Linked DNA regions of Homo sapiens: region 1 is linked to region 2. The links are chromatin contacts, found by Hi-C or POLR2A ChIA-PET in ENCODE. All regions are on one chromosome and are shown on one strand. Each heading gives the region's core, a stretch centred on a gene start or an enhancer-like site at or near the end of the contact. The rest is flanking DNA. Distances are from core to core; before and after follow the strand shown.

What was found. Hi-C counts contacts between places; a loop is a spot of excess contacts on that map. ChIA-PET counts read pairs that join two places held with the same protein, here RNA polymerase II (POLR2A). Pooled maps may share reads with other maps.
Region 1: a loop to region 2 is called in a map of PC-3, with 5 times the contacts of the local background. The contact joins the enhancer-like site here to the promoter of LINC01978 in region 2. A Hi-C loop is called at or near these places in 5 of 168 maps with a recorded cell type or tissue (Caco-2, DLD1, PC-3 and 2 more), 1 of 37 single-sample maps with no recorded cell type and 6 of 50 pooled maps. POLR2A ChIA-PET finds 5 or more read pairs at or near these places in 8 of 52 experiments (Caco-2, H1, HEK293T and 5 more).

What each region holds. Positions count from the first base shown.
Region 1 is chr17:79,957,718-79,964,115 of GRCh38, forward strand. The region is part of intron 3 of TBC1D16 (TBC1 domain family member 16); the gene reads right to left. Among named protein-coding and RNA genes, the nearest start is that of LINC01979, 34 kb to the left of the region's middle. Within about 2 kb of position 3,219, at least 2 of the 41 ENCODE cell types and tissues checked have a DNase peak (open chromatin) inside an H3K27ac peak, as active enhancers do; they include PC-3, where a contact is called at or near this core.
Region 2 is chr17:79,914,191-79,920,813 of GRCh38, forward strand. It overlaps LINC01978 (long intergenic non-protein coding RNA 1978), which reads left to right and starts at 5,167. Exons shown (of 2, transcript NR_110851.1): 1 at 5,167-5,386. LINC01979 (long intergenic non-protein coding RNA 1979) reads right to left here. Exons shown (of 6, transcript NR_110850.1): 5 at 1,997-5,646; 6 at 1,062-1,223.

The sequences.
Region 1 (6,398 bases), core at 1,969-4,468, 42 kb after region 2:
GCTCATGAGTCGTAACATGTGTCCCACTCTGGTGGGGGAGGCTGTGCGTGTGGTGGGGGAGGGGGTGGATGAGAATTCTCTGTACCCTTCACTCAGTTTTGCTGTGAAACTAAAACAGCTTCAAAAAATAACATCTATTAAAAAAAAAAAACCAACAAAACAAATGAATAGCCAAAGAAACTGGGACACATATATGATAAAGATTAACATCTTTAGTATGTAAAAAAGTATGTAAATTAAAAAGAAAAATATAAATGCCCAACAGAAAACTGGCAAAAGGAAAATAAAAAAATTTAGTAGAGAATAAATACAAATAATGAATAAAATTTCCAGGCCCAGGGTAATGAAATAAATGGAAATAGAAACGGGATAACATGGTGGGGGGATGGTTTATGAAATTGGCATCAATTAACAAATTATAAAATCTAGTGTGGTAAAGGATTTGGGGAAACAGACATTCTCATTCAGCTCAGGGGGAGAAAGAATATAAACTGACCAATTTTTTTTTTTTTTTTTTGAGATGGAGTTTTTTGCTCTTGTTGCCCAGGCTGAAATGCAATGGCAAGATCTCGGCTCACTGCAACCTCCACCTCCCGGGTTCAAGCGATTCTCCTGCCTCAGCCTCCCGAGTAGCTGGGATTACAGGCGCCTGCCACCATGCCTGGCTAATTTTTGTATTTTTAGTAGAGATGGGGTTTCGCCATGTTGGCCAGTCTCGTCTGGAACTCCTGACCTCGTGATCCGCCTGCCTCAGTCTCCCAAAGTGCTGGGATCACAGGCGTGAGCCACCGCGCCCAGCCCTGACCAAATATTTCTGAATGGCAATTTGGAAACAAGATGCCAAAGGCTTAAAAATGTTTATACATTTTGACTTTTCACTTCCATTCCTAGGAATGAATCCTAAGGACATAGCCAGAGGTGCCCACAATAAAGGCATACATGCACAGATGCAGAAAAGCATTCGACAAAAATCCAATGCTCATTTATGACAAACCTGTCTACAAACTAGGAATGGAAGAGAAGCTCCTCAAGCTGATAAAGGCACCCACAGATATTCCACCGTTAGCGTCATACTGAATGGTAAAAGATGGAATTGTTTTCCCCCAAGAGCAGGAACAAGGTAAGAATGCCTCTGCTCCCACCACTTCTAGTCCATGCTCTCACAGAGGCCCTGGCCTCTGCATCAGGCAAGAAAAGGAAATAAAAGGCATAAAGACTGGAAAAGAAGGAACAGAACTGCCCCTATTTTCAGTTGATACAACTGTTCATCTGAAAAACCTCATGGAATTTATAAAACAATCTTTAGAACTAATAACTGGATTTCATAAAACTGCAGGATAAAAGGTTAATAGAGAAAAATTAATTGTATTCTTAAACAGTAACAATGCACAATTGGAACATGAAATAAATAAAACATTAAATTTATAGTAGCAAAAAAATCCCCACATAAAATACTTCGGAATAAGCCTGACAAAAGACATTCAAGAACGTCATACTGAAAAACACAAAAATTGCTGAGATAAGTCAAATAGGATCTTAAGAAATGCAGAAATGCACCATGTCCATAGAATAAAACCGTCAACTTGGTTAAGATGACAATCTTGCCAAACTGATCTACAGATTCAACACAAGCCCAATCAAAATTCCAACAGGAATTTTTAGTGAAAATTGATAAGTTGACCCTAAAATTTGGAGCTAGTATAACCAGAGCGACTATAAAAAAGAAGAACAAAGTTGGAGGATGCATCTGACTTTGAGACCTACATAGCTATCATCAAGAAAGTTTGGTATTGGTGAAAAGATAACTATGGTGAAATAGGCAAATAATCAATGGAACATAACAGAGTCCAAAAATATCAATTGATTATTTACAAAAGTGCAAAGACAATTCAGTGGAGAAAGGATGGCTTTTCAATAAACGATACTGGATCAACAGGATATCTGCATGAAAAAAATTAACATCAACTCTTTTCTCCCATCACTCCCCCAAATTAACTCAAAACGGATCACGGACCTAGATGTGAAACCTTAACTAGGAAACTTCCAGAAGAATCCGTAAGAGAAAACCTGTGTAACCTTAGAATAGGCCCAGGTTTCTTAGATAGAACACAAAAAATACAAACTGTAAAAGAAATAATAAATTGGAAAATTAAAGACTTTTTTTTTTCATCAAAATACTCCATTAAAGGAAACAAAAATGCAAGTCACAGACTGGGAGAAAATATTCACAAAACATATAGTCAACAAAAAACTTGTATCCAGAGTATGTATAAGAAACTGTTAAAATGAAATACTATTGTTACACAAAGGTTTCTTAGACCAGACACCAACATATGACCATAAGTGAAAAAAAAAATTAATCTTCATTAAAATGAAAACCTTCTACTCTTTAAGAGATATTGTTAAGAAAATAAAAAGATAAGCCACAGACTGGGAAAAAGATATTTGCCAAATGCTTATATGATAAAGGGCTTATCATATAAGTCAGTAATATGCTTTAAATCATCATTCTATACAGAATATAGAAAAGGTCCTCAAAACAGTAATAAGAAAACACAATCCAAACATGGGCAAAAGATTTGAAAAGACATTTCACCAAAGAGGATATTCAGATGGCCAAGAAGCCTATGAAAAGGTGCTCGACAGCATTCATTATTAGAGAAATGCAAATAGAAAGAAACCTCAATGCAATCTAAAGGAACATGATGTGATCCACTACACATCTATTGGAATGACTAAAAAACAAATGAATGAGGCCACGAGCAAGGCAGTTCAAGCTTGTAATCCCAGCATTTTGGGAAGCTGAGGCGGGTGGGTCACCTGAGCTCAGGAGTTCAAGACTAGCCTGGGCAACATGGCGAAATCCCGTTTCTGCTAAAAATACAAAAAATTAGTAGGCATCGCAGTGCACCTCTGTTATCCCAGCTACTCCAGAGGCTGAGGCAGGAGAATCACTTGAACCCTGGAGGCGAGGTTGCAGTGAGCCAACATCATGCCACTGCACTTCAGCCCGAGCGACAGAGTGAGACTCTGTCTCAAAAAAACCCAAAAAACAAAAACCCAAAAAAAAAAAAAAAAAAAAAAAAAAAAAACGAAGGAATGAAACTGACACTGTGAGTGCTGGCCAGGAGGCGAGCAACAGAACTCTCCTACAATGTGACGGGAAGTCAAATGACAGAACCACTCTGGAGAACTGTTTGGCAGTGTCTTATAAAGTCACACACACCCCTACCATATGACTCAGCAATGCCCCCTAGGTATTTACCCAAAATACATGGAAAATGTTCACACGAAATCTGTGTGTGAATGTTTATAGCAGTTTTATTCATCATTGCAGAAAACAGGAAATGACACAAACGTCTTTCAGCTGGTGAATGGCTAAACAAACAATGGTACATCTTAACAAGGGAATACATACGCCTCAGCAATAAAAAGGAGCAAACTGCTGATATGCATGACGATATGGAAGCATCTCAGTTGTATTATGTTAAGTGAAAGAAGCCAGACACAAAAGGCTACATGAGAAGATACTCAGCATCCTCTGTAGTCAGGAAAATGCAAATTAAAACCACAATGAGATACTCCTACTCACCTATTAGAATGGCTACAGTGGACAAGACTGATCATAGCAAGTGTTGCTGAGGACATGGAGGAACTGGAACTCTCACGGACTGCTGGTGGGAATGCAACACGGCAAACCACTTTAGGAAAGCAGTTCAGTAATTTCTTAAAAATTAAACACATGCCTGTTTCCAGTTATTCCATTCCCAAGTATTTACCAAGAGAAATAAAAACATATGTCCACGTGCAAAGACTTGCACATAAATGTGTGTAACAGCTTTATCTAAAATAGCTAAGAACTGGCCAGGCACAGTGGCTCACGCCTATAATCCCAGCACTTTGGGAGGCCGAGGCTGGTGGATCACCTGAGGTCAGGAGTTTGAGACCAGTGTGACCAACATGGTGAAACACTGTATCTACCAAAAATACAAAAAATCAGCCAGACGTGGTGGCGGGCGCCTATAATCCCAGCTACTCGGGAGGCTCAGGCAGGAGACTTGCTTGAACCCTGGAGGCAGAGGTTGCAGTGAGCCAAGATCACGAGACTGCGCTCCAGCCTAGGCAAGAAGAGCAAAACTCCATCTCAAAAAAATAAAAATAAAAATAATAAAATAAAATAGATAAGAACTGAAAACAACCCAGGGTTTATCAACAGCCAATGCAGTAATGAATCGTGGTCTGTACATACCATGGCATACTACTCAGCTGTAACACGCAGTAGCATGGACGCATGACAAAATTATTATGCTGATTGAAAGAAGCAGGACAAAAAACAAGCACATACTGCATGATCCCATTTACATAAAATTCTAGAAAAGGCAAACAAATCTAGAGTGATGCAAAGCAGATGCAACTTTTTTCCTTTTTCCAATTATTTTATTGTGTTAAAAAATACTTATCATCAAATTTACCATCTCAACCTATTTTTTTTTTTTTTTTTTTTTTTTTTTTGAGACAGAGTCATCTCACTCTGTTGGCCAGGCTACAGTGCAGTGGCAAGATCTTGGCTCACTGCAACCTCCACCTCCCGGACTCAAGCAATTCTCCTGCCTCAGCCTCCCAAGTATCTGGGATTACAGGTACCCGCCACCACGCCTGGCTAATTTTTGTATTTTTAGTAGAGATGGGGTTTCACCATGTTGGCCAGCTGGCCTCAAACTCCTGACCTCAGGTGATCCGCCCACCTTGCCTCCCAAAGTGCTGGGATTACAGGTGTGACCCACCACACCCGGCCCCATCTCAACCATTTTTAAATGTACAGTTCAGGTATTAAATATATTTCTAATATTGTACAATGATCATCACCTTCCATTTCCAGAACTCTTTTCATCTTGTAAAACAAAAGCTCTATACCTATTAAACAATAGCTTCCAGGCCAGGCGCGGTGGCTCATGCCTGTAATTCCAGCACTTTGGGAGGCTGAGGTGGGCAGGTCACTTGAGGTCAGGAGTTTGTGACCAGCCTGACCAACATGATGAAATCCCATCTCTACTAAAAATACAAAAATTAATGGTGGCTCATGCCTGTAACCCCAGCACTTTGGGAGGCCGAGGTGGGCGGATCACCTGAGGTCAGGAGTTCGAGACCAGCCTGACCAATATGATGAAACCCCATCTCTACTAAAAATACAGAAATTAGCCAGGTGTGGTGGCATGAGCCTGTAATCCCAGCTGAGACAGGAGAATCGCTTGAATCCAGGAGGCAGAGGTTGCAGTGAGCCGAGATCGCGCCATTGCACTCCAGCCTGGGCAACAAGAGCAAAACTCCATCTCAAAAAAAAAAAAAAATTAGCCAGGTGTGGTGGTGGGCGCCTATAATCCCAGCTACTTGGGGGAGACTGAGGCAGGAGAAGTGCTTGAACCCAGGAGTTGGAGGTTGCTGTCAGCCGAGATTGTGCCACTGCACTGCCGCCTGGGTGACAGAGTGGGACTCCATCTCAAAAAAAAAAAGCAAAAAAAAAAGCCCGATAACTTCCCATTCCCCCCTCACACTCCAAGCAACATCAACTGTCTGTCTCAATGAATCTGACTACTCCTAGCACCTAATCTCAGTGAAATTATACAGTATTGTCTTTTTGTGACTGGCTTATGTCACTTAGCACAATGTCCTCCAGGTTCATCCATGCCGTAGCGTGGGTCAGAATTTCCTTCCCTTTTATGGCTGAATAATATTCCATTGTACGGATGGACCGCGTTTTGTTTATCTTTTCATCCACCAATTGACGGGTTGCTCTATGTTCTTATGTGAATAATGCTGTGAAGCCATGGTGTCCAGATATCTCTGTGTCTCTGCTTTCAATTCTTTTGGGTATATACCCAGAAATGGAATTGCTGGATGATATGGTCATTCTATTTTTAATTTTTTGAGGAACTGCCATACTGTTTTCCACAGCAGCTGTACCACCTTACATTCCCGCCAGCAATGCATAGGGATTTCAATCCCTCCACATCCTCACCGACACTTGTTAGTTTTTATTTTTTGATAGTAGCCATCCTTATGGGTGGGAGGTCGTATTTCATTGGAGTTTTGATTTTGCATTTCCCCGATGATTAATGATATTGAGTACCTTCATGTGCTTATCGGGCATTCGTGTCTCTTCTTTGGAGACACGTCTTTTCAAATCCTTTGACCATTTTTGAATTGGGTTGTTTGGGGTTTGTTTTTGTTTGTTTGGTTGTTTGGTTGTTTTTTGTGTGTGTCTGTTTGTTTGTTTTGGAGACAGAGTCTTGCTCTGTCGTCCAGGCTGGAGTACAGTGGCATGATCTTGGCTGACAGCAACCTCTGTTTTCCAGGTTCAAGCTATTCTCCTGCCTCAGCCTCCCAAGTAGCTGGGATTA
Region 2 (6,623 bases), core at 3,917-6,416:
TGCCACCCTCTGCCATCCCCTGCCACCCCCTGCCATCCCCTGCCACCCCCTGCATTTTGCATCTGTTCTTTGTTTGGCTGTGCCTTGCCCTGACCCTGAGAGATCAGTATTTTTCACCCTCTCTGGCAGTGGAGGTGACCAAGGCCCAGAGAGGTGTGGCAACTTGCCTGAGGTCACACAGCTGGAAAGGGGCAGAGCTGGGATTTAGACCCTGGTCTCTGGTGTCTGTCACTACCTCCAGTGACTTCTCTATGTTGAGGTGAGCCCATAGCCGGTCCATACTGTGAGCCTACCATCGACCTGGCCCTCCCCGGCCAGTGCCCGCTGCTGGCTGCACCTGTGATCCCCAGGGCTCCCCTGGGTTCTGGAGGCAGCAGGGGCCGCCAGGCTGCCCTTCCTCCCTTCCACCAGCCTGCAGCAGGGTAACGGAAGGGGAGGGATAATTGTGGCTATTTATTCATGGTCACATACCTGTCGCCTGCGCAGTTGGGGCCTGAGGAAGGGCTCCCCGGCCAGCTGCACGGGGGCTGAGCAGACAGAGACATCCGCCTTTGCATCCCCATCAGCAGGACTCAGCTCCCAATTTAGAGACTGACTCCCTTGATTGAGGGCCAGGGAGCTCCCAGAGCAGCCAGGCTGACCTCGGCCTCCTGTCCCCAAGCGCTGTGTCCAGGAGGCCTGACCCCAGACCCCTGGCCCACCCCACCTGCCTTCTGAAAACCTGCCACCTGGGGCCTGGACACCCCTTCTTTGCTCCCACCAGGGCTGAACTCACCCACGATGGCCTCCCCAAGCCCCCCCAACCCGCTGTGTGGTCAGGTGGCCGCCCCAGTCTCAGGCCCCCCTAGCTCAGCCCCACTCCAGCCTCGGATGTCCTCTGTGGCCAGGAATAACCAAGTGACTCAGGCAGTGCCTGCAGCAATGACCCCACTCCCCAGGAACTTTCCCTTACAAGGCTGTGTGCAGTCCGGAGTACTAGGCAGGACCACTGCCCCACTTCATTCATTCATTCACTCATTCATTCATCCATTCACTAATTCATTCATTCATTCACTCATTCATTCATCCACCATACGTTTATTGAGCCAGCTCCTTTGCAAAGCTCCGGGTCACAACTGGGAACAGGTAGGTAGGACTCCCTGTCTCGTGCGCTTCTGTCCTAACAGCAGAGCTGGGCAGCCAGCAAAACGACCAGGTGGCAAAACACAGTGGACAGAGCAGAGCTGGGGAGAGGCAGCACAAGGAGGGGCTGGGAGAGCAGGACTGCAGGTGCGTGTCCATGTGTGTGAGCACATGTGTGTGCACCTGCTTGGGTGGGTGGTCAGAGGAGGCTGCCGTGCAAATGACCTTGGGGAAAAGCTGGGTGGGGCGGCAGGGCCAGGCATGAGCATGTCTGGAGGAACCGAGTGTCAGGGAGAGGGTGGCAGCATGAAGCCACAGGTGGAAGGTGGGTCCGGGGGCTTGCAAAGCAGCAGGAAGCTAGTGAGGGAGCAGAGGGACGCAGGAGGAGGAGGTGGGGCCAGGGGCTGGAGGGTCGAGGGGCAGGTGGAGGAGGGCCTCAAAGCCATTTGGAAGGCTCTGGGTATAGCTGGGGGTGGAGGTGGAAAGCCAGGTGAGGACAGATGAGAAGGCGCAAGACGGGCAACATCATGGCTCAGGGGCTGTGGTTTTGTAGGGGGCTCAGAGCGAGGGTCAGGCCAGGCCCCAGCCTCAGTCCCCTGACCGCCTCCCTCTTGGGCCAGCTCCACTTCCTGGCCCCTCCTGGAGGGTCAAGCGCAGCCTGGCGACTGTGCTGCTGGACGATGCCACTGGGACAGGCCAGGGCACTGGGGTGACCTCTCCTCGGGAATGAGGGAGGGGTGCTGCCCGCCCGCCCGCCTGCCTGTGCGGTAATTACAGCGGTTCCTGCCTGCTTGCTTTGAGGGGAGCCGGCTGGAGCTCACAGCCAGAGGGGCCCGCAGGTCTCACCTGCCAGCCACGCCCGCTGTGGCCTCACCTGCCCGCCCTGCAGGCCCACAGCATTCCCTTCCCAGGGAGGGGCTGACCCCTGGCCGCTGGATGCCGCTGCAGCTGAGTCACAGGTCACCTTGGGCAGGGAGGGGCTGGTCCAGAGGCTGGGCTGTAGGATGGCAGCATCACCCCAACTTTAGACGGATCCTGCCCCCTGGCTGTTTGCACGTGCAGAATAAAACATTCTCTTGTTCCTTTACTCAGACAAAGCCACCGTTAACGTTCGATGTGTTTCCTTCTAGTCTTTCTACTATATATGAGCACATATTTTTTTAAACAATGAAATCAGAAAGTACATACCGATGAATACCTTCAGCGCCATTTCCCCATGATACTTCAAATATTTAACAGCTCTATTGACATATAATTAACATACCATAAATTCTCCCATTGAAAGTATACAGTTAAATAGTTTTTAGTAAATTTCTAGTTGTGCAAGCATCACTATAATCTAATTCTGGAGCACTTTCATCTACCCTCAAAGAAAGCCTGCACCCATGAGACATTGCCTCCCATTCCCCTCCTGCCGCCGCCCCTGGGCAAACCACAAATCGGCTTCCTATCTCTATGGATTGGCCCATTCTGGACACCTCAAGTCAATGGAGTCACACAAAGCTCTCTTGGGTGTTCTGAAGCCCCATATGAAACGGCTGTCGGTGAGCTGTGCTTACACCATGCTTCCTTGTTGGTATCTTGTTTTGGGCATGGTTCTGCTTTGGATGGGTCCTCACCGTAAGGCCTGAAGGAGGGGTTATAAAAGGTGAGAGAGAATTTGTATTCCTCTCCCCGGCCACGGTGCTCCCCAAGAAGAACACAGCCATGAGCTCTTCCCCAAGGACAGGAACTCATCTCCTTTTTCCACATGGGCGTTCCCAGCACTGCCAGCATTGGCTGTAAGGGGCTCCACAAACATCGGGGTGACACACACCTCAGGACTGTGGCCTCTCCAGCTGGCTTGGCCTTCCTGTGTGGTGCCGTGGCCCCGCCGACACCAGGGTTGCATCAGGAACTCCTCTCCCAGATCCCAGCACATGTGACCAGGGTGGCCTTTCTGGTGGGAAACCATGATTCTCCCATGATGGAGAGGATGGTCGGAAAGAGCCACCCGGGTGGGGTCACAAAGATGACCATCCCCTGGGAAGGAGGAGTTACTGCCCAATCCAGAGAAAACCAACGTGAACCTGGATAAGGCTGCAAAGTACCGGGACAGCAGCGTCTGTGTGTCTTGTCAACGGATTCTAAAAGGCAGTTCCCAAAATATTCTCAGCCATGGTCAACCACTAAAGCCACTGTGGATTGGCCCAAAATGCCAGCTACCCAGGACTGTGAGGGAAGGGGGGTGTCTGTGGGAAGTGTGGGGCCTCAGGGAGCCTGTGTCCATTTGCCTCTTGTGCACAAGGGTGGGGAGGTGCCACTTCCGGCTGTGGGGCAGAGATGACAGCCTCTCCACTGGACACTGCTCAGGGTCCCTGGAAAGTTCCTTCCCTTGCAAAGTGCTTAGTGTGTTACCAATAGACCCCAGCAAGACATTGACCCAAATGTTGTCCTCTGTGTGTGTACGTGTGTGTGTGCGCATATGTGTGTGCATGTGTGTGTACATGTCTGTGTGTGCGTGTGTGTGCATGTGTGTGCGTGTGTGCATGTGTGTGTGTGTGCATGTACTGCACACCGAGCACCTGCCTGTGGATGGTGTACACACAAACACACCCACCCTGCACAGACACAGAGGCAAGCCGCCATCCACACATCGCGTCACCTCCTCGGTGGAAGGCACAGTAGTGACCCTGGCATTTCGTTTTTCTAGTTTGGTTTTGTCCAAGCTGGCTTGTGAGGTGCAGGTGTCCTCCTGCATCCAGGGCAGGGCAATGTGGTCTGTGGCTGTGGTGGTGTGTGGGGGACAGATGAAGGTGGAAGCTCGCACTGCACCCCACCACTGAGCACCGGATGAGGGCGAAGGGCTGTCCGCCTCACTGGACTCCCCGTGACTGCATCTACCTGCTTGCTCTGGCCAGACCTCCCCACTAGAGCATGGTCCACCCCAATGCCCGCCTCCACCCCTCTCCTTCAGCACAGGCCAAGCCTCCATTCCCCCTCCCAACGTCCACCCTCCCTGGCCTGTGCCACTGCATGGACTCCTGACTTCCTTCCCATCCTTACGGGGTGGTCGGCCTGTGCTGTCTCAGGTCCTGAGCTGCCCCTCCCTTCCCAAGCCATGCACCAGGGTCCAGCCCAGTGAGGCCATGTGGTGAGGGGATGAGCCATGGCCTCCATCAGGACAAGTGGGGCTGTCTCTACAAGAGGGCTTTCCTCTTCCACCAGTCTTGGGTGCCAGGGAGAGAGGCAAATATGGGTAGTGGTGGGTACATTGGCTAGATCAGAGGGGGCTGGCTTCCCAGAAGTTGGGAGGGTCCCTTTTAAAGTCATAGAAAGTCACACACCTGCTTGAGATAACAGTAGCACTTTTGGTACCTGCTAAAGGCAACACTTACTCCCAATCCCACAACGCTGTCAGAGGACTTTGCATTTCATCGCAACAGGATTGAGATGACTGAAAGTTGCTGAGCAAACCTCAGATGAATGAATAATCACAGAAGGGTTACTTGGTGACTTTCACGCAGTGTTTGTGGGCACAGGGTTCCTGAGGTTTTGCAGAACACCCCAGCAAGGATCTTGTTGTGGTGTCGATGGCTGCAGGCCACAGGCTGGGACCCCCTGTCACACAGGGCAAGAGACCTCCCCTGGCAGCCTGTGCTAGCCCCCCAGGCCAGGCCTGCAGGGAAAGGGGGCTAGGGGCTGGAACTGATCTCACGACAGCCTGTCCTCGGCTCCAGCATGTGGCTCCCTGGCTTCTGGCCACGGCTGGCTGGGTCCCCTGTGGCAGGAGCTGGCCATCCTGGAGTTCAAGGGCCCCTGAAGCACTGCCCACGCCTGATCTTCCTCCCCAGTGTTCTCTCCGCTCCAGGGGAAGTGAGACAGCCCAGCCCAGGCAAACAGGTCCAGCTGCAGCTGGCAGCCAGTCCCAAGAACGCTGCCACTCGGCCCTCCCCGCTGACCTCTGCACACCCTCGCCCGGCGCCCTGCCAGGCCTTATTCATGGGCTGGCAGTGCCAGGACCTCTCCCGGAGGCGGGGCAGAGCAGCAGCTTCTCGGCCCTGTGCCGAGCCCAGGCCTGCACCCTAGGCAGGCACTGCTCCGTGATCCAGGAACCACCTCTCTCTACAGCTGGGAGTGAGCAGTCAGAGAGGGAGACAGCCTTGCCCGGTGCTACCCAGCAAGCTAGTCACCGAGTGGGCAGAGGGAGGAGCGGCCCTCACCGGATGTCAAGCAGCCTGGGTCCCCAGTCCAGCTCTGCCTGTCCCTCGCAATAACGCCTCAGGTATGTTACGGACCACTCAGCTTGTTTCCCTGTAAGGAAACGTCCCTTCTCCCTTGAAATATGTCCCTTTCTATCCTCCCGGGGCCCTCGCAGGCCAACAGCCAGGAAGGTTGGAGCTGAGCTGGGCTGGCGGTAGCAACAGCAGCTTTCTCTCCTGCATTGGCTCCAGCAAGTCTTGCTCAGACGTTGGTGGGGTGGGGTGGGGAGGGTCACCGAGGCAGGGAGGAGCCTGGGGGTTGTCCTGTCGTCCTCCTGGGCCCCTAGAGTAGAAAGGGCACGTGAGGACCATCGAGGGTCCGAGGGGCATGGACAGGTGTGAGGGGACTCACGGGGGTGGGTGAGGTGGGGGAAGGAGCTTCCCAGAGCAGCACGGGGGCCCAAGCCCACCCTCCTCGCCACCCCTGCCCCACGAGGCCGTCTGGGTTGGGGATGCCCCAGGGGGGCCTTTGCGCAAACGTCTCCACTGGCAACAGCCGGTCGCTTGGCAACCCGCACGCCCCAGGCCCCTGCGCCCCGGGGAGCCCCGAGTGGGGCGGGGGTGCCCCGCGGCTCAGCGAAGCCCCTCCTGCAGCGGGCAGGGGAGGGGTGCAGGCAGCAAATGGAAAGCGCTCACCCACCCCAGAGCCAGCCGGGAAGTCCTTGCTGGAGCTGCTCTCCGGCACTGGGGCACCTGGGCAGCCATGTGCTGCCACCCAGGAAGGCAGGAGACCCAGGCTGCTCCCCAGGATCCTGGCAAGCCCCTTCCCTTCTGGGACAATAGAGGCAGCAAGGCCTTCTCCGGGGGCTGGGTGAGGAGAGAGGGCCTGCAGGTGTGAGGCATCTGTTGAGGCACAAACCAGAGGCTGTGCTCAGCTCAGCAAAACACAGTGCCTGTGGGTGGTGGGTGGCAGGGTCATTTCAGGTGGGATCCAGGATGTTCAAAGTGACATCCAACTCTGGGCTGGTCCCTCTGGGGTCGGCTGGGGGCTAAGGGCAGCAGCTGGACATGCCTCTTCCTGGACCCTGGGAGCTGGTCGCCTACAGAGCCCAAGCTAGGAGCTGCTGGCAGTCATTGTGACTAGGGGTCCCCCCATGCAGTGCCTGCATTTTAGGGAGACATTAGCCACCCTTGACGCCAGCCTGATTTGGGGTTTAGTCACCACTCAGGGCCATGCATTCCAACCAAAAAGTTACAGGCGTCCCCATCTTAACTAGCACCAAACCCAGCAGTGGGGCCGATGAACTTGGCCAAGCAGCC